Linked DNA regions of Homo sapiens: region 1 is linked to region 2. Evidence: read pairs that join two places in POLR2A ChIA-PET (ENCODE). Cell type or tissue: PC-9. All regions are shown on one strand.

Evidence for each region. ChIA-PET counts read pairs that join two places held together with the same protein. Peaks named below come from ENCODE experiments on the same cell type or tissue, not always from the same donor. Only the 100,000 strongest peaks of a DNase experiment are listed, where the experiment ranks them.
Region 1: POLR2A ChIA-PET joins it to region 2 with 5 read pairs; 6 of 35 experiments call an interaction of 5 or more read pairs at or near these places.

The regions. Positions count from the first base shown.
Region 1 is chr1:27,784,637-27,787,136 of GRCh38, reverse strand. All of the region lies in intron 1 of STX12 (syntaxin 12), which reads right to left. Among named protein-coding and RNA genes, the nearest start is that of STX12, 13 kb to the right of the region's middle. In PC-9, no CTCF peak of the experiment used is centred here; a DNase peak (open chromatin) is centred at 1,166; H3K27ac peaks cover 730 bases.
Region 2 is chr1:28,499,849-28,502,348 of GRCh38, reverse strand. PHACTR4 (phosphatase and actin regulator 4) reads right to left here. Exons shown (of 14, transcript NM_001048183.3): 14 at 1,985-2,500. Among named protein-coding and RNA genes, the nearest start is that of SNHG3, 4.8 kb to the left of the region's middle. In PC-9, no CTCF peak of the experiment used is centred here; a DNase peak (open chromatin) is centred at 1,138; H3K27ac peaks cover 2,500 bases.

The DNA.
Region 1 (2,500 bases), 720 kb after region 2:
TCCTAACAAAAATGTGATTCCAGTTTTATAACAGAAATATAGGATTCACTTAATTCAAATTTTGCCTTTTGACAAGACTTCTCTAAAAGATATCTATTCTACTAAGTGAGGAACCACTATAGCTCAGTGGTTCCATGGTTCCAATTATAAGCACTATAATTACTGCATTCTGCTAAGATAGCATTATGTGTGACAACCACTTTTCTTCATCACTAACATGTGGTATGTCCTTCTTATCTAAGTCAAATGGGAATCAGGATACAACTAAAGCTATTAACTGGACAGCCATAAAAATAATTTATGAAAGAGGGCATGAATTTTCATTTACTGAGCATCTACTATGAGGTACTAGACACTGGGCTTGACAAGCATTAACTTATTTGACTCCAACAATCCTTTAAGTAAGTATTATTATTCCATTGTTGCATATGAGCACAATGAGGCTCCTGAGAGTTACAGAACTCATTCATTCATTCATTCATTCAGAGTAGAGTATCTACTCTACACTATTCCATGTCCTAGAAGACACTTGCCTTCGAGAGTCTTCTAAGGAAAAGAGATAGACAATAAACATATCAGGTAGTGAAAAATGGTATAAAGAGAAATAAATTCAGGTAAAAGCTGAGGTGACAGCGGTGGGCAGAGGATACTAGTTATACAGAGTGGTCAGAGTATAAAAAGAAATAAATTCAGTTAAGAGCTGAAGTGACAGTGGTGGGCAGAGGATACTAGTTATATAGAGTGGTCAGAGAGACCTCTCTGATAAGGTGACACTGAGCTGAGATCCAAAGTGAAAGATCAAGCCACACAGCTATCTTGGGGAGAAGCATTCTAGGAGAAGAGAGTAATCAGTACAAAGTCCCCAAAGCAAGGGTACTTGATGTGATGGAGGCCAGGGTGGCTAGAGCAGAGTGAGCAAGAGACAGCAGAGAGGTGGCCAAGGAGGTAGTAGGGACCCAGATTGTATAGGGCCTTGCAAACAATTATGAGGACTTTGAATTTTAATGAAGTGGGAAATCACTGGTAGGTTTTGAACAGAGTGTCATTACAACCAGAATTTAAACCCAGGGCTAACTGCAGTGGAATGTGCCACATTACAGTCTCTCAAAAGGCTGACTCTTACAGGAAAAAGAATGTAGTCACACAGGGCAGGCCTAGATTTCCCAGTGTTCCACTTAGCCCCACCCTACTTATCTGATACCTAAGTTAATAGGTCTCTGCTCCAGATAGGCTGATGTCCTTCCTCTAACCTGCTCCCTTCTCCAGCTCCCTGGCACCTATGGGAACACTCCTCTGTACTCACTAGAGTTCAGCAGAGTGCCAGGCACCCAGGTGATACATAATCAATTACTGATTAATTGAGTTAGCCTCCCTTTTCCATTCTGGCAAGCTCTTTGAGGCAGAAGATATGAATGAAGAATATAAGCTAGGAATAATGAGGCCTGAAATCTAAGCCAGACTTGACGACTAACTAGATGCAGGGCACTAAGCAAGTCATTTCATTTGACTGGGTCTCTTTTTCACCAATTATAGATGATATTCAGATTTCACTGACATTTACTGAATACTTAAACTATTTGTGTAAGGTTTTTATTTTATCTCATTAAATCCTTACAACTATGTAAGAACTAAATGATCTCTAAGTACTCCCACCACTGCTCAATTCCAAAATTCAATAACAGTGAAATAGCTCCAGTCAAAGAATTATGCTGTGTAACCAAGGAGTACTTTTGCAACCCGAAAGTTTGGCTTAGAAAGGTTCCACCTGTGACTTTCTTAACTTCATAAATGCAAGGTACAAACAGGACTGGACTGACTATATCCCTCTAGAAGGCAGGGACTGCATTCTACTCATTTTTGTGTATGTATAACTCCTCCCAACACACACACACCCATCCAGAAAATGGTTGAATATATGATAACATGTAAACGTAGATCTGACAAAAAAAGTCAAGGAAATAGGTCTTTTCTTATTGAGTGTCTTTAAAAAGTAGAGCATTCCTTAGAAACTTTAGAAGTATGCCAAAGTATCAAGTTATTAATCATCTATCAAAATTTATTAAATAAGCTACAGAGCTATGGGAATTTTATAGAATATGAAAAAATCAATTAATAATCAGCTGTTCTCTGCATATTCTCAGTGGAGAACTCTTCTTCATCTAGACTTTTCTGATTTCCTTTGTTGGGATGACCTAAATTTGGGGGGTGGAAAGATAGGGAGGGGTTGAGGAAGTGGGGGTGTTGGGAATATTATAGGGTCATTTGCTAGCTAAGCACCAGAATTAATCTAAGCCTTAACACTTTCTAAATTCCTAAATATTAAGATATTTTCTTTAAAGTTTCCAGCAAGACTCAGGTATCAGATACCCTAAAACTCAAATCATAAGGACAACAGTGTCGTAGTTTACTGGAACCCAGAGAAGCAGGACTTTTTGTATATTGCCCTCTATAATCACCAACATCAGGGATTTGTTCAAAACTAGTAACTCAATGACTCATG
Region 2 (2,500 bases):
AATGTTGCAAAGCAGCCAAGTGCAATAACCGAAGGCTGAGAAATCCCTGGTGACCACAGGAAAGCCATATTGGTTTGGATTTCGTTTAGATTTTAATGAGCTGAGTGAATATGGCCTTAGGTAGGGAAAACAATGTGCACAGACCAGAGGTTATGAAGCAAGGCCAAGAAGCCTGTTCAGTTTACATCTCCATCACTAGTTCTTCCTCTGTCAATCATTTAGCCCAGCTGCCTGGCCTGAGAACTTGGGTTGTTTAACATTGGAATAGATTGTGTGAAGGGAGTATAGGAAAAGCAGGAGAGAGGGTAATAGATTGAAGAGAAATTGGGGTCACGGGAAGATTGTGTCTTTGTTGCGGGTGAGGGTAGGAAGGAGGTAAGCATTAAATAATTTATTTAATGCTCCCCCTCCCACAATCCTCACTGAGGACTGTGTGTCCTCAGTGCCAAATGAAGGAACATTAAAGCTGTTTGTTCCTGTCAGATGACCTCTATGCTCTACATAGGAGGCAAAATTCTTTGGGGAAGAAATTAACAATATCCACACAAAATGACAGATGGAGCAAGAGGTCTGGGTTGCTGGTCATTCCTGGTTTTCCCTTCATGCCTCCTAGGGCTGAAATGGAATAGAACGTTGAAACAGTGGTGCTGGCTGTATTTTGGCTTCAAGGATAGGATTTTCTTTGTTGCACATTGTCATCTTTTTATGCTTATTATTTCATCCTTTGCCTATTCAGTGTCCATTGGACCTGCTCCTCTTTTTTCAAGAGACAAGGTCTATGTTGCCCAGGCTGGTATTGAACTCCTGGGCTCAACTGATCCTTCCACCTCAGCTTCCCAAGCTGCTGGGACTACAGGTGTGCATCACTGCACCGGGCTGGACCTGCCTTTTCCTGGGGTACAGTTATATAAATCCACAGAGACCCAAAATTCATTCATTGTTTTGGCAAACACTGGGCAATCTTCATCTTCAAAACAGCTTTCTGGAGACAATTTAACCTCAAAAGGGCAATAGCAATTTGAGGCTTCTTTGGAGGGCTAGTAGAAGGACAATCTGGAAGCAGGTGGACACAAGGAGTTCTGACTCATGGTTTCTTTTAACTCTTGGTAAAGGGTGGTGCACTAAACAAGGCCAGTCTCTTAAGTGACAAATAGAAGTGAGTCATTGCTGAGGCCACCTGGACTGAAACTGGGCTGCTTGCTGGAAAAGATAACATGAAGTACTAAGTGTCCTGGGCCGGGTGCAGTGGCTCATGTCTGTAGTCCTAGCACTTTGGGAGGCTGAGGCAGGCGGATCACCTGAAGTCAGGAGTTCCAGACCAGCCTGGCCAACATGGTGAAACCCCGTCTCTACTAAAAATACAAAAAATTAGCCGTGGGTGGTGGCAGACGCCTGTACTCCCAGCTACACAGGAGGCTGAGGCAGGAGAATTGCTTGAATCCGGGAGGCAGAGGTTGCAGTGAGCCGAGATCATGCCACTGCACTCCAGCCTGGGTGACAGAGCAAGGCTCCGTCCTGGGGAAAAAAAAAAAAAAGAAAAAGTACTAAGTGTCCTTTTGTAATGTCATCTTGGGGGTCCAATTATATGTGGTTAATATAAATTCTTTTTTTTTTTTTTTTGAGACGGAGTTTTGCTCTTGTTGCCCAGGCTGGAGTGCAGTGGCGCGATCTCAGCTCACTGCAACCTCCGCCTCTTGGGTTCAAGTGATTCTCCTGCCTCAGCCTCCCGAGTAGCTGGGATTACAGGCATGTGTCACCACGCCTAGCTAATTTTGTATTTTTAGTAGAGATGGGGTTTCTCCCTGTCGGTCAGGCTGGTCTCAAAGTCCTGACCTCAGGTGATCCGCCTGCCTTGTCCTCCCAAAGCGCTGGGATTACAGGTGTGAGCCACTACACCTGGCTTACATATCATTTTTAAGCTGGATTTAATCTTTTGGGATAGAGTGTAATGTAAAAGAAAATACCTCACACCAGAATAGTATAGTTGGTATTTAAAAATTCTAAAATATTTAATAATTAATATTGATGAGAAGACTGATATACAATGCAATTATTTATTTTACAAGGAGATTCTATACATCAGGGAGGCATCTTGAAGTACAATACACCAGGCTTTCATTTCTTCTTTACATTATGATTGTGAGTTTCCATATAAGTTGGTACTTACATGGAAAGGGAACACAAAATCCATTTTTATATACATAAAAACAAAACACCCAAAGAGACTTGACCCCCAAAATGTCTTGTTTCACTTGAAAATAACATGAATGAGACGAAAGATGAACCAGATTACTTGGTGACGCACAGAAGGCGAACAAGTAGCTCAGGAAATCAAATCCTGTTTCAAGCTTGGCACATTAAGGGTAAGAAAGGTAGTGAAAGAAGGGTTCGAAAATATCATCTCAAGCCACAAAAAATCTGGCAGAAGACAGCCTCCAAATCAATAAGATAGAATGGTTAGAAGTCAAGTTAGAGTTATTGTGTGGCTACCTTATATCCA